Regions from separate parts of the Mus musculus genome. Here region 1 is linked to region 2. A link is a loop called in an ENCODE intact Hi-C map of the cell type or tissue named here. Cell type or tissue: heart. All regions are shown on one strand.

Evidence for each region. Peaks named below come from ENCODE experiments on the same cell type or tissue, not always from the same donor. Only the 100,000 strongest peaks of a DNase experiment are listed, where the experiment ranks them.
Region 1: a loop joins it to region 2, with 1.9 times the contacts of the local background. A loop is called at or near these places in 5 of 42 quality-filtered maps.

The regions. Positions count from the first base shown.
Region 1 is chr11:76,360,886-76,368,885 of GRCm38, reverse strand. The region is part of intron 1 of Nxn (nucleoredoxin); the gene reads left to right. Among named protein-coding and RNA genes, the nearest start is that of Nxn, 34 kb to the left of the region's middle. In heart, a CTCF peak has its summit at 4,984; a DNase peak (open chromatin) is centred at 5,065; H3K4me3 peaks cover 490 bases; H3K27ac peaks cover 2,134 bases.
Region 2 is chr11:76,310,625-76,318,624 of GRCm38, reverse strand. The region is part of intron 1 of Nxn (nucleoredoxin); the gene reads left to right. Among named protein-coding and RNA genes, the nearest start is that of Mrm3, 71 kb to the right of the region's middle. In heart, a CTCF peak has its summit at 3,712 (motif pointing left); DNase peaks (open chromatin) are centred at 4,294 and 5,554; H3K27ac peaks cover 683 bases.

The DNA of each region.
Region 1 (8,000 bases), 50 kb before region 2:
TAGGACTTGACTATTCTCAGAGGTCCCCTCCCCAGGTATTTATTCCTGAAGTGATGCTTTGCACAGAGGGAAGTCTGTAGAGAAGCTGGGGTTCTAGCACCCCAGAACATGTACCCACAACAAGGGCTTTACATAGTCCCTTGTGCCATATTCTCCAAACAGTCTTGTGAAGGAGATGATAGCAATCTCCTCTTGCCCAGCCTGGAGCTGACGATCTAACCAATGAAGTGAGTAACCAAAACCAGGAAATTAGCAAGCAACAACAGTGACGTTTAGTCCCAGATTTGTCTTTTTTTTTTTTTTTTAAAGATTTATTTATTATATGTAAGTACACTGTAGCTGTCTTCAGACACTCCAGAAGAGGGCATCCATGTGGTTGTTGGGATTTGAACTCTGGACCTTCGGAAGAGCAGTCGGGTGCTCTTACCCACTGAGCCATCTCACCAACCCCAGATTTGTCTTAAGACAGAGCAGGCTTTTGTCACCAAGGGTCAGTGGATCGCCAAGGTGTCCTGCTTAGACCCAGCACCCAAATGCAGATCCCAAGAAGTTATTGACAAGGGAGAGACATAGAAGAACACGTGGAAGGTGGGAGACAGAGACTTAGAAAGAGGCCGAGCATTGGTTCTGCATGTGTGTGCCTTAAGCAGCTGCGAGGGCCTGGAAAACAGGGTCCGAGATGATGACTGTGAGTGCCAGGAACATCGCTGCAGTTCTGACAGAAATCAGACTGCTTAGGGAAGCTAAGGACAGGGTGGGGCTTACCACAGGATGAGACCACAGGCTTGAAAGACAGTTTAAGGAGACACACTTGCTCTTCTCCCTATAGTTAGATCAACACATTGTTTGCTGTGTATAGAGATAGCAGTTCTTAGCGTTCTTCTCTGGTGAATTTTTGGTCATCTGTCACCATTTTGGAAAAATCTATTTCTTTTCTTACCTTAAGAAAAAAATTACAATGTTTATTATTCTTTGAGAATTTCTTTTTTGATTTTTAAAATTATTTTTAAAAGCCGGGTATAGTGGTACATACCTTTAATCTCAGCACTTGGGAGGTTGAGACAGGCAGATATTTGTGAGTTCAAGGCCAGCTTGGTCTACAAAGTGAGTCCAGAACAGCCAGGGCTCTGTTACATAGAGAAACTCTGTCTCATTAAAACATATACATATACGCATACATACACATACATACACACATACACACATACACACACATACATACATACACACACACACACACACACACACACACACACACACACACACACTCCTTTTAATTGGGACTGCAGAGATGGCTCCGTGGTTAAGAGCACTAGTTCTTCCACAACCATCTGTAAATCCAGTTCTAGAGGATCCAGTGCCCTCTTCTGACTTCTGACTTCTGCAGCGGTCCTGACACATTGAGAAGACACCTTAGCTTCAATCCTTCCCAACTCAGGCTCTTATAATTTTTGTGCTCTTTCTCCCAAAGTCCTTTAGCCTTTGGGTGTGATATAGATGTCACATTTGTGGCTGAACACTCCACCGACTTCTTATAACTTTAGCATCTTTATCACAATTTTTAAGGACTGTCTTCAGTAGCTTCCTGTCTGGACTGTTTCTCTTTTTGGAGGCAGGGAGAGGTTGTCACAGAAGGCTACAATGTCTCTCATTCTTAATTGTGAGTCTGTAGTCATCCTTACCACTGCAATAGAAGCCCCCTGCCCCATAGCAGCTGGCAGCAGCATGAACCAGACATCCATCCACACAGCCAACAGCGGCATCGGGACCCCACGGAACTCAACATGGCTTCCAGTAGCAACACAGACCTCGGGTGATAACAGGGCTCCCAGTTGCAGCACGGGCCATGGAAGTCTTTTGAGAAGGCTTAGTCCAGAAAATGAACTGTTTCTCACGTGATAGTGCCACTTGGCAGCGTGTTCTGGGTAGAGCCTGCGAGAGCTACGTGTTGCTGCACCCCACCCTGCCGGCCCTACTTGGAGATGCGCCCCTTTATCTACAGCAGCCTCACTCCCATACCCGTGGCTACCACCTGACCGCTTCTCTAGCTCCGCCTCTTTCTGCTTATGGCCTGCACCGCTCTGTTCTGCCATCTTTCTCACTTCTCTATCCCACATTCATTTACTAAAGTGACACTGCGGACTGCTGTGTACGTGCACCACATGCATGCCTTGTGCCACAGAGGCCAGAAGAATCTGTTGGACTCCCTCCAACTACAGTAACAGATGGCTGTGGGCCACCTTGTGGGTGCTGGGAATGGAACTCGGGTCTTCTGCAGGAACACCAAGTGCTCTCCACCGCTGAGCCGTCTCTTCAGCCACCACCACCCCTTTAACATTTTATTCTTAGACTGTGAATGCCAGTGCCTGCAGAGACAAAGGTGGGGCCATGAGGTCTTCCTGGAGCTGGAGTTATAGGAGCTGTCTGACATGGGTGCTAGGAACCAGACTTGGGGCCTCTGAAAATGCAGAGCCATCTCTCCCCGGAGAGTCCTGCTGCTGAATTCTTTGCGTATGCGCAGAGCGGGGATAGGGAGAATGAACTAAAATAATTGTTAAGGATGTTCTTTTGAGGACAAAGCTTGGACTTAGTAACAAGGTGTGATTGCCTGTATCTGAACACTGGGCAAGGCAATGTGGAAAGTGTATCTGAGGGGAGAAGAGGCTTGCAGAGAGGGGTGGCTACTCTGGCCCCTGCACCAGCATCTTTAGGTCTTCACTGAGCGCTCAGGAACCCCTGGCCAGCACGTCTCTGTGGAGCCTCCCTTTCCGAGTGTGTGTGTGTGTGACTTTTCTTGGAAGTCTTTGGAATCAGGTAGTTAATACTCTTGTTCAGTGGGTCCCTTCACACAGGACAAATGCCTCAGTTGAGAGACGTAAAATCCACAAACATTTTAGTTATGAGAGAATTATGGTGCCCAAGGAGAAACTAACCCTAATATTTACCTTTAGAAATTGACAGCTTATTTTAAAGCAGTGAAGTATGCTTGCAGAACAGGGAGGATGGGGTTAGATCTGCTAACCCTGGAGGACGTTCCCGGGAGGGGTGGACATGTTGTGGATTTACAACCCTGCCCTAAGACCTGTTTAAGGTTCTGAAGAGCCTTCAGGCGGTTGTCAAGTGAGGCAGGCTGTGAGGGCCCATCCCATGGAGGGAGGGTAATTGGTTCAGGCTCATCTTCATGAGGAACGCCGCCTTTGATTTGGATCCAGTTGATTTTCCATAGACCTGTTGCATTTTAAAGTAGCCCAAATCTCTTTCCCTCTTTTTCATTTTTTTAAAAATAAAAACATTTATTAGGATATTTTCCTTAAAACAACAACAACAACAGCAAAACAACTTAACATTGGTATAACTAACACGACACAGTTAAACCCAGTACTTGGGAGGCAGAGGCAGGAGGATCTCTCTGAGTTTATGGTAAGCTTATATATTGAGTTTCAGGTCATGTGAAACCCTGTCTCAATAAAAACAGAAAAAGGCACTAACATTGGATCACTGAGGAAAATTGAAACTCATGCATGTGCACGCACACATACATGCACACGTGTACATACGAACTGTAGGCCTTGGTAGCAGTAAAGTAGCCCCAGCTTTTCTTTACATGTATGACCACATGTGTCTTTACAGATTCAGAGTCTTTTGATTCTCTTTCCGCACAGGACTGTATTCTTCTGGGAGATACTCTCTGATGCCTCCAGGGTGTTTCACCACACAAACACGCTATGGTTCATTCAATGTTTTCCTGTGAAGGAAAACTAAAGCCGCCTCGTACTTCGCTGCTGTCACTGGGCAAGTTACAAACATCTGTGTATACTTTGTGTACGTCTTCAGTTGCGAGGGTTATGCACCTTGGAGAACTGCTGCATCAGAGAGTCGGACAGAGCGCAGGGGTAGAGGATTTGCCTAGCGTGGCCAGGGCTCTCGATTGATCCCCAGCCCCGAGGAGAAAAGATTTTGATGTTGCTTTCTTTCCTGTCTCCCTCTCATTTTCTCTACATTTCATTCTGTTTGTTACCTTTGTTTTAAATCTGCCCTCCCCCCAACACTGGTAACACTGTTATCCTGTCGTGCTGAGTCTTGTATGGCTTTATGACTGTTGCTGCCTGGTGACTGCTAGGCAGGCACTCCTCCTCTGAGCTACATTCCAGCCTCAACTGCATTTTTATTTGTCTATTTACCATTAGTCCCTTAATTTTACTTTATTTGGCTTAAAGACAATATATTCTTTGCGTACAAGCAAACATACTTTTTTGGTTTTGTTTTTTAATTTTCTGGTGGTCTGCTCTTCATAGCCTCTGTGCTTCCTTGTTTTGCATTCAATTCCACAGCTTCGGACTCCTCAGGTTTTTTTGTTTTTTTTTTTTGTTTTTTTTTCTGGCTTTTCGAGACAGGGTTTTTCTGTGTAGCCCTGGCTGTCCTTGAACTCATTCCGTAGACCAGGCTGGCCTCGAACTCAGAAATCTGCCTGCCTCTGCCTCCCAAGTGCTGGCTGGCCCAGGTTTTTTTCTTGAACTGGGAAAGTTTTGTCAGGTCCTGGGCTTGTCCAAAGGCAGGGCGTGCCTCTTCCTCCTCCCCTTCTGCCTTAGAAGGGTTTCAGATTTTCAGCATCTCAGAGTGTGTGTGTCCGTCCTGGCAGGACAGGTCTGTGCTCTTCCTTCTGTGTTTGTGGGAGCTGCTGAGACAGGATCATGTTACGCCTCCACACACACTGACCAACCACTTGGCTGCTTGTCACTTGCTCTCTGCCCACCTGTAGCCACATTTTCATCCCCCACTTTCAAATACTGCTTTCAAGAGCAGAAGCACTGGACAAGCGAGGTGCCTACTCCAGCAATGCTTGCCCCTCCAAATAAGTGGGGATCCATTGGGGTCTCTGTACTTAAACCATATACGTGGATGTGACTCCCCACAGGGCCCTTCCGAGCCTGGTGACTTTCCAATCTGGTCCCAGCTATGCTGGTTTTATCTAGCAGCAATTCCCTTTCCTTCCTCATGTCCTTAAACCAAGCGCAAGGCTTCTGGGTTATTACTTAGCGAGGAGAGACGGCCCGCCTGTGAGCAGTGTTGGATACCTCTGGCTTTTTTCCACCGAATGAGCATTTTCATCCCTGGCTGTCCTGTCACTAAGTGCTGCTCCGGGCTGTGTGACTTCAAAGCCATTTCCTTCTGTCCTCAAACTAAAACTAAAACGAGAGATATTTCTGAGCTCTTTAAATAATAATAGTGGTAATAATAATAATAAATAGGAATAATAAAGTGCCCTGTGACTTCTTAGCTTTTCATGTGGCTTCTAGCACTCCCCTACCAGCATGACCTGTTTTGGGGCTGCCAGCTCTCCTTCCTTTGATGTCTGTCTCCAGGATACCTTCCTGGAATCTGTTCTGAGAACAGGGAAATGGCTGCTGTGAATTGGGGCTGGGGCGGAGGGCTGGGGGGACCCAGGGACTGTGGATCTGTGCCGAAGGAATTCAGATTGAACTGGCAGTGACCCCGGAGGAGGAGCGGTGTCCTTCCTGATGATGGGAATATTTCAGGCCTTCCCTCCCTTTCCCCCTCCACCCCCTCCAGCCTTATGCTGCTGCTCATGCTCACTGTGTGGAGATCAGCGCCCAGTGACCCTGAGGTAGGCCTTGTCTCCCGAGTGTTTCCAGGCAGCTGTGGGTGACTGGGAGATGCAACAGTGGACTCCTCAGTTTGCTCTGGACACTAACTCTGTGGAATGCTTTTAGTCGTGCCCCTCCCCCCATCCTTTCAGTAAAACATAAATTTTTATATTATTACAGAGACTTTGATATACAGATCAAGCATCTCTTATTTTGGAAGGCTTAGAACCAGAAGTAACTCTGGGTTCTGTTTGTTTGGTATCTGGGAATACTTCCATAGACTTGACTGCTTGAACATCCCTGATCAGAAAAACCCCAAATTCTAAGTATTCCAGAGGCTAAAACTTTGCAAGCCCAGAAAGGAGATACCCATAAATGTTCAGAATTTCAGGTTTTCTTATTAGAGATGTGCCATCATCATGGTGTGTGTGTGTGTGTGCATGATGTCTGTGTGTGTGTGTGGTATATGTATATGTGTGTGTGGTGTGTATGGTGTATGTTCATGTGTTGTGTGTCTGTATGTGTGTATAAAGGGTATATTTACATGTGTGTGGTTTGTGTATGTGTGTTTGTGGTATGTACTTTGTATGTGGTGCATGTACATGTGTATGAGATATATATATACATACATATACATGTATATGTGTATGTGTACAATGTGTATGTTTATGATGTATATGTGTCTGGTGTATATATATATACATTGTATGTGGTATATTTATATGTACGGTATATGTGTGTGGTGTATGTATATGTGTGTATGTACAGTGTATATATGTGGTATATTGGGACAGGGTCTTTCACTGAGCCTGGAGCTAAGCTGGCAGCCAGCAAGCCCTAGCAATCCTCTGGTCTCTGTCCCCCACCTCTCCAGTGTAGCAGAGCCATGCCTGGCTTTCTACGTGGCTGCTGGGGATTCACACTCAGGTCCTCCTGCTTACACAGAGTTGTTCTCACCTGCTGGGCCATCCCCACAGTCCCTATATACTATTTGATATTCATATTACAGCCTGTGAATTGGATATTACAGTCAAGAAAATTAGTCTACACATTATTTTCCACAGTGACCTTCTTTTGATTAGCTGTTAAAATCATGTTTGTCTTAATTAATCTTAAGCCTTCTTCAGCTTGAAGATGAGAGCTCTAATTAAGTTTCATATCAAGTAAGCCAGACAAGTGCAGTGAAGGGCAGGAAATTGGCTGACAAAATGCCAGAGAACCCAAGGCAAGGGTGTGGAGAGATTGCTTAGCCATCAAGAGCATTTATTGCGCTGGCCAGGGACCCATGTTTGGTTCCCAGCACCTGTGTCGGACAGCTCACAACCTCTTCTAACCCCAGCTCCAGGGGACCTGGCGTCCTCTTCTGGCCTCTGTTGGCACCTGTACTCACATGCACACAAACACACACAGACACCCATATCTTAAAAATAATAAAAATAGCCAGGCCTAGGGCACACTCTTTCATCTTGTCACTCGGGAGGCAAAGGCAGTTTGAGTTCTAGTTCTGACAGCAAGTAACAGGTCAGGTAGGGGACATAGGCCCTGCCCCAATAACAAAACAGTAATATAATACCAATAAATTTAAATAGCCCAAGGCATGAATCCACATGCCTCTCAGGCAGACAGCCCTGGCTGGAGCTGAGCCTGCTTCTCCTCAGGGCTGGGAGACTCTGGAAGTTGTCATTTCCTCATCAGCCTTGAGTCGAGGTCACAACACATTCTGTTGTTTTTCTTTCTGTATTAAACTGTTTTATTTTATGCACACCTGTGTCTAGTCAGAGACACCATCAGACCGTCACAGTGCATGAAGGGGACTTGATTGAGGGTCACTAAAGCCGTCTGGGAAGCTGTCTCTGTCCCTTCTCTGTCCCTTCTCCGAATTTCTAGAACTTATATTCTTTCAGTAAAAACAAAGTTGTAGGCATCCAACTTTAATTTGTTTATATTTGCAAGTTATAGAAAAAAAAAAGCCACATAAGCCATGAATTCTGAAAACCTATCTGAAGCTTCGAGGCATGATTAAAAGAAAAAAAGCTGCTCTGGTGTGTGTGTGTGTGTGTGTGTGTGTGTGTGTGTGTGTGTGTGTGTGTGTGTGTGTGTGAGTATGAGCGTGTACGTGTGTATGTGTGTGTTTGAATTTGTGAGTGTGTGAGTGTGTGTGAATGTGTGTGAATGTGTGAGTGTGTGTACATGAGTGTATGTGAGTATGAATATGAGTGAGTGTGTGTGAGTGGTGTGCATTAATTTGTACCACATGGCTGGGACAGTTAGAACACAAGTCCAGGTGTCACCCTTCCCCTTTCACTTTGTTTGAGACAGGCTCCTTTCACTCCTGCATATGGCATGCGAGTTGGCCCTTGAGTATTTAGGGATTCTGTCTCTGCCGCCCATCTT
Region 2 (8,000 bases):
CAATTTGAGGAATATCTTCCAACCATTGTAGAGTTCCACCCTGTAACAAGTGGCTGGCTATACATGTCTATATAACAGCAACTCAGAAACACATGATGTCAAAACGGCAAGGAGAGGAGGTACCCAGGCTTTTCTGGTGTGAGGGCAGCTCTTTGCTCTGCCTAGAGTGCTCGGAGGCTCCAATGCTGTCATCAGAGTCACTTGTCCTCTCTGAACTTCAGTTTTCTCTTGTGTGAAGCTGAGGACAACGACAACGATAATGGATAATGCTTCCTTTGAGGGCCCTGGGGATTAAGTGAGGTTTTGCTTGAGAGGTCAGCACAATGCAGTGTGTATGGCAGGCTCTTCCTATAAGGTGCTTAGCTATAAAACTAGAGAGGGAATTCAGGCAGTTGGGACACTGGAGTAATTTATCCCTACGAAATACTTTGGATACAGAGGGTTTTGCCAAAGCCTGCTGGGTAGAAGCCTTGGTATGGAACCTGTTCTGGATGGTTACTTTGCTTATTGAAAAGAAAAATGAAGTGCAGGCCATTCTGTGCCTTGACCACAGGAATCCTCATTCATCTAGCAAGTATTTGTTAAGCTCTAGCACCTGCAATCTTCCTAGTGTCCGAGGAGATGCTAGGGAAACATTGAACAGAGTGCTGCTGTAGGCTAATGATTTAGGCAGGAGACAACTAGAAACCTGGTCACTACTCTGCAGAGCAAGAATTGCTATTAAATGAGCTGACACATGTCATGTGCTTGTACCCAGAGCCTGACCCTGTCACAAAAAGCCATCAGTTAAGTGTGTGAGCCCTACCAAGTGAAGCAGAGGGAGGGAGGCAGAGGACACCTAGGAGAGGGACTTCTAAAAACAGGTCACTCTGATCCAAGTCCTGAGGAAGGTTACAAGTTGGGTAGGCATGTTTATGAGGGTGAGGGGAGAATAGTAGGGGGAGGGTGGTTGGTGGGTGCTATAGACAGCTTGAGAGCTTTAACAGAGCTGCTTGCTGCAGAAAGGGAAGGCACCACTGTTGAGCATCTGGCTGAGGAGTTTGGTCATTATCCTCGAAGTGATGGGGAACAACACCAGGACCTTATCCGGGAGGCAGTGCTGTGGAGAACAGATGGTCAGGAGGTAGGGACAGCAACTCAGGTCCAGACTGAGCTGGAGGCAAAGAGTGGATTCAGGAGCTGTCTATGGGATTGCAGATGTGAGGAAGAGGGCAGTAGAAGGAATCCTAATTTTCTGGCTTGGGAAACTGGGTGGAGCACATTTGGTATCATTCACTGAGACAAAGAACAATAGTGAAAAAAGACAGGGAAGGAGGTAGCATCCCCCATGAAAAGAACGCCCAGAAGATAGGCACCGTACATAGGCTCTGGAATTCTTTGTTACTTACATTCTTAGAGGAACAAATGGTTTTGTTGCTTGTTTGCTTGTTTGTTTGTTTGTTTGTTTGTTTAGATTATATTAAAGGCAGGTTTATTGGGAAGCTATTCTCAGGCGAGTTCACTGGCCCTAAGGATTGAGGCCAAGGAAGTCACAGTGGGGAGAGAGGCAGAGGGGAAAGAGAAATCGAGAGAGTGTGTATGTGTGCCTGCAGAGAAAGACGAGGAGAAGAGTTATTGGGTTTTGAGACAGGGTCTTATGATGTAACACTGGCTGGTCTGGAACAGGCTATGGAGACCATGCTGGCTTTGAACTTACAGAGGTCCACCCGCCTCTGCCTCTCCAGTGCTGGAATTAGAGGTCTACTTCACCATGCTTTGCAAAATCATAGCTCTTTTTTTGTTTGTTTGTTTGTTTGTTTGGTTTTGTTTTTTTTGTTTTGTTTTGTTTTGTTTTGTTTTTTGGTTTTTTGAGACAGGGTTTCTCTTTATAGCTCTGGCTGTCCTGGAGCTCACTTTGTAGACCAGGCTGGCCTCGAACTCAGAAATCCACCTGCCTCTGCCTCCCGAGTGCTGGGACTAAAGGCATGCGCCACCACGCCCAGCAAATCATAGCTCTTGAGTATGTTCATTGTGTTTGGACAACTGGTATACCTACAGGAATAGCCTCCTAAACAAGATACTAAATATTCCAGATCTCTGCTAAATCCCTTCATGTTTCTTTCCAGTTACCTAAAAGACTTGCTTTGAATCTCTTTTTATAGCTTGTGACCACCTAGAGATAAAACAGCCATTCATTACCTTGCCTGTCTGCTCTTTGTCCTAACTCCTGACCCCCATGTGCACTCAGTAAGCTCAGCTCCCTGGCATCTGCAGGACAGAGAGGAAGGAGAGCTCTGAGCCAGCAGAGCTTGGTCTAGGCAGTCTTTGGAGTTTAAGTCTAGGCTGTGAGGTTCATAGATAAGAACTTCATTTTGATAGTCTGTTTCAGCCACACTTGCTTTTGATTTGAAAGTACCTGCCCTTCACAGTCAGCTTATCTATCGTTTGCCTACTCTGTCTCTTCCTCTTCCTCCTCTTCTTCTTCCTCTTCCTCTTCTTCCTCCTTCTTTTCTTTCTTCTTGGGAAATGGTCTTGCCATATAGTCCCGGCTACCCTGAGACCTACTCCCCTTATGCCTCAGCCTCTCCAGTGCTGAGATTATAGGCTTGTGTGGCCACGCTTGCCACAGTCAGCCTTGACCGTTGGGCCCAAATGATAGTCTGCTCTAAACCCTTGGAATGACAAATGCCAAGCTCTGCCCCTTCATGACGCAGACAACTGCTCTTCCTTTCCCTTTCTGATTGCTTCCTTTGCCTTGAGTAGTTGTTGGGGTCAGGGGAGGAGGTGTCTGTCAACTTGGGGTCACTCCTTAGAGTCTGTGTTTTCTTTTGGTGGCCTCTCTGAGTCTGATTAACCTTAATAAGAAAATAAATACTTACTTTTAATTTTCTTCCTGGCCTAGCTAAGCTAGACTCAAACTTTTTTTTTTTTTTAAACTCTCCCACATACGAATGGTAGATAACGCTGCCCTGTTGGGGAAATGAGTCGTTTCCAAGATTTTCTCTCAAGGAAAAGTATAACTCATTAGTTTACTAAGAAAGGCTTAAGGGGCCACAGCGAAGTAATTAAGATCCTATTCTTCCTTCAATGCGTTCCTAATCAGAGCCCGGTCATGAACCTCAGCTTCAAAGTTCAAAGGTACACAGTTCAAAGTCACTTCTATCATTTTATATTTGAGGATGTAGAGAAACCCTCTTCCCCAGAAAGAATGATACTCTCAAGGCACTAGGATGTGAGCTCCAAGGAAGCTGAAGACATTTCAGTGTTCCGTTACTAGAATCGCTTCTTGGTATTAGAGGTGTCGAAGAACATTTGGCTTTGTACACGAGGCCCTGGGTGCTACATGAGCACTGGTGTGTAGGGGGATCACTTGAATAAAACCCACTATGATCTCACTGGTTTTTATTTATTGGATTAAGAAAGAAAATCCTTCAGAGAAACCTCACCCTTGAACTTGGTACTTGTGGAACTATGCTTGGAACGAAAGTAGAGTTCCTCCTTAACCAAACCGAGCATAACTCCTAAGTTCTTTCGTCAGCATTGGGGGCTCTCAGTGTCTCTGTTCAGCTCATTCCTCTTGGCTCAACACAGTTCCTCCCTGCCGTGGGGACTGTGGTTGGATTCCATACCTGTGAGAAGTTTCTAGAGACTTTTGGCTTGGACCAGCCCTGGCTTAGCCAGGTTCTTTCTTTGAATCATTCTTTTTGCTGACCCCTGCTGGTTGGCAGGAAGAGGCACCTATAGAGACAGTCCCTACTGACGGACTCTAACCAGGAACCAAAGTTCAGCCCACTTCAGCCAAATTTAGGTGAGGATTTTATGTTGGGCATCCCTGACATTAGTGAACAAGTAGTGTCTTTGTCTGTTCACAGAGGAATCTCAAGTGTTTTGAGTCAGTGACTAAAATCATTCCCACCAGTTTTCCCCTCAAGACACTTTGCTTGCTTCTTCCCTCCTTCCCTCTTCTCTCCTTTCCTCCCTTCCTCCTTCTACACATTCAAAATATATGAGGTCTTGACCAGTGGACTGGTTAACCTCTATTTTTATGCATATGGTTATTTCTGCTTGCCTGTGTGTCTGTGCACCATGTGTTTGCAGTGCCCACGGACGTCAGAAGAGCACATTAGATCTTGTGGGGCTGGAGTTACAGATGGTTGTGAGCTGCCATGTGGATGCTGGGAATCTAACCCTGGCCCTGGAAGAGTGGCCAGTGCTCTTATCTTCTGAGCCGTCTCTCCAGCCCCTGATTGATACTTGTAGCTGTGTCGCACTGATGCATTTAGCAGAGCCACAAACTGTACTGTTTCTCAACTCGTTTCCTCCCATTCTCTGAACATAACTAGGTCAGGGCACAGGTCGTTCAGTAGTCCCTTAATGAACCTACCAACCTCCGCTCCCACCCCTCTACATTGTTCCCAAATGACCTTTCTCTAGTACTGTTGCTTGACACCTCTTTCACTGTGGTGGGCTTAAAGAGCAACCCCTTGGTGTGGACTTAAGTTTCCCACCAAGCAAGCCTTCCTGGCTCTCCTGCTCTCACCTTTGCACCCTATACCCCGCCGTACTGATCCGCTCCAGGGTTCCGCAAGCATGCCACCCACTCTCACCCTGTGCAGATGGCAGTGCCATGAGGTTCTGTTGTAGTCAGTCATCCTTCAGATGTCCCTTCTCTGTGAGACCTTCCTTCCACTGTGCAGTTGTCGCTTGGCTGCCAGATGCGCCATGGCATCCATCACTGAAATTGTTATTAGTTTTGATTTTTGTTTTGTGTTGTTGCTGTTGTTGGAAACAGGGCATCAGTGTGTCACCCAGGCTAGCCGCAAACTCATAATCCTCTGGCCTCTGCCTCTTGAATGCTGGGGCTAAAGGTGCCCACTTTGCCCAGATTTCTTAGGTTTTTTTTTTACTTCTCTAAAAACAAAACCAAAAAACTTAAAACCTAAGTTTTTGCCAGACACAGTGGTGTATATCTTTAATCTCAGCATTTGGAAGGCAGAGATAGGTGGATCTCTGTGAGTTCAAGGCTAGTTTGGTCTATAGGTAAGGTCTAGGACAGCCAGGGCTACAGAGTAAAGCCCTATCTCAAAAAACAAAACAAAACAAGAAACAAGAAATATTTATTTATTTATTTAGTGTGTGTGTTGTATGTGCACACACACATGCCACAGTACATGTGTGGAGGTGAGAGGACAACTTACAGGTGTCAGTTCTTTCTTCCAATCATTCCAGTCCCAGGGTTAGAACTCAGGTAGTCAGATTTAGCAGCAAGCACCTTTACCTGCTGAGTCTGCCCCCTGGTTCAGTTTTTGTCACTTCTGTCTTCTACTCCAGACAGTATCCCCAGGCACTGGTTCAAGTTTTCTAGTGTAGGTCTAACCTTGTTTTCAGTAGTTTCTATCACAATGCAACAAGTTAGAGTCGTGATGGTAGATCATACGGCTCCTGCCTTATCACCTCCCACAGCTCCCCTGCCCTCTCTGACAGCATCCAGGACTTTTCTACAGTCCTCAAAAGTTTATAGTTCTCCCAGTGCGTGGAGGCTTCCTGCCCCTTGCTCAGACTTGGATACCTTCCCCTTCTCTTTCCTACCTCCCAATCAAATCCAGCTCATTCTTGCAGAAGCAGATCAGATGTTGTGGCTTCCTTCTTGCTTGCCCTGACTTGCAAGGAGTTTAAATAATGAAAATATCTGGTGCCTCTGCAGCATGACTCATAAGCCCCAGACGTTGTTCTCGGCATTTTGGGTGTATTAACTGATATCTCTTGCATTATTACAGCATTATGATGCTTACATTCTCCCAAGTCCTAACGGTTTAAGTACACATCCTTCCAAACAGGCTTCAGAAGGACGAGCCCCGTGTATTAGTTGTTTTATGACCCCAGCCTTTAGCACAGGGTTTCTCATGTAGAAGGAAGCCAGAAATGATTGGTAAAGCTATTTTGTAATACAGACCCTGGTCACCTTGTCCTTGTTTAGCACAAAAAGAAGTGTTTTTGATTATGCAGAATGTGCAGTGGGCTGGAGTTATCCCGTACAAATGAGGAACACAGGCATAATCAGTGGGTGAGCTAGACGGAGGTGCTGTTGGAGGCCAAGCCAGTGAAATCAGTTCCTGGGCCTCAGCTGTAACCGCAGAAGACACGGCTCTTATTCCCTACACCCAAGTACCTTTTCCACGGAAGGAGAGGTGGGCATGAGATATGGTTAGAGAATGGGACACGCCATCTGTGAGCAGTGGCCAGAATAAAAGGTGCCCAAGAACCAAACCAAGGCTGGAATGAGGTCTGGAGGGTGGAGGGTGCTCGCCGGGCTGGGCGTCTCAGCATCTGCCCTGAGTCTGGCTGGCTGAACCCCTCAACTCCTGTCTGAAGTTACCCATCCCTGTGGAGACTGTTAACCCTGTGTTTGCCCATCGATGTTTAATTTCCTCCTGCTGTTTTCATGGCTTCACACGTACTGGCTGGCATTTAAAGCCTCCCCTTGAGTTCTGTGAACCATTGGAGCAAAATAGTTGACTGTGCCCCAGGAAGAGGGGTTTCTGGGAGTGCCATTTTACAGCCAGTCAGTCAGAGCACAGGTAAAACAGTGTGGGGTTCCCAGATGGCATGAAGGGGTCAGTCAGTCATACTCATTCCTGTCTCTCTGCCCTCTCTCATTGTTCAGTATCCTGTCCATGAGTGTTAGTCTGCATGGCTGAAAGGCTACACCTCAATACTGGAACTCTCCGCTGTGCCTGGTCTTCTGCTTGCAGCTGGTATTACTTCAGGCCTCCTTTGTTCTGTATTGGAACCACAGCTTGCAACTCTTTCACTCCCCCCGCCCCCCAGCACACATGGCATATAGAATTCCATGCATAACATACCTCTATGGGCATGAGCCTCACATTCCTCTCTCTCTCTCATACCCCCACTCCCAAATACCCCAGGAAATAGAGCAAACACTGACACAGATGCTTGGAGGCATGTTGCTCGGAAAGGCATTTATACAAGCCTGGGGTTAGGAAAGCTAGCCAGGCAGGGACGCAGTTCTGGATTGGCCATTGCAACATCAGCTTTCCCCAATTTAAGAAGCCTCCCCAGAGCAAGTGCCTGCATTAGGATTTGTCGGAAAGCCGAATGATCTACAGACTTCCCTTTAAGTGATGTTACTCACCCATCCTTTTCTCATCTCGACGCTCTAGTCGCTCCTGCCGGAGCTGCAGATGCCTGACAGGTGTGTACTCCTGCAGTGATGGTGGCATATGTGTGGCTGTGAAGATCGCTGTGCTAAAAAAATATGAAAGCACGCAGCCAGAGAATGCTGTTCTCCACACTGTTCCCTCTGAAGACTGTGGGGAGAGGAGTTTGCATCTATTCAGCCCTTCCCATCCCATGCTGCTCCTGCAGGATAATCATAATTAAAGGAGAAACTGGTGAAGCTGTCCATGTTTATCTTCAAAATCACACGGAAATTCAAAAGTGCTCTTGGAATCACTCATGCACACGGGACCAGCCCCTGGCTGAGCGGACTTCCCCGTTGTTTCCCTGGTCTATTCTTACTGTGCTGTCAGACTGGGATTAAGAAGTAATTGGGGGCAGAATGGACCAAAATTTCCAGAAGCTTAGAGATGTTTTTGAACCGCAGCACTGTTGACATTTTAAGCCAGATAATTTTTCACTGTGGATCCCACAGTAGTAGAATGTTGCCCAGCACCCCTAATTCGTGCCTACTGCATGCCAGTGACAGCCCTATCTCCAGTTGTGGCAACAAGAAATTGCCCCAGACATCATCAAATGTCCCCTGGAAAGCTGAGAACCAGTGGCTTAAAGTATGCACCATGCCTCCTCTCTCATCCTGGACGGCCTGTCGCCTGCCAGGGCCATTCACACAGTGCTTCAGAGCAGCAGATTGCCAATTTGTGTCTGAGATCAAAAGGTGAAACATGTGCTTCCAGAGGCACTGAGAGAGAGAGAGAGAGAGAGAGAGAGAGAGAGAGAGAGAGGACAGGAAGGACTCAGAAGTTCATTGCCCGTGGAATGTA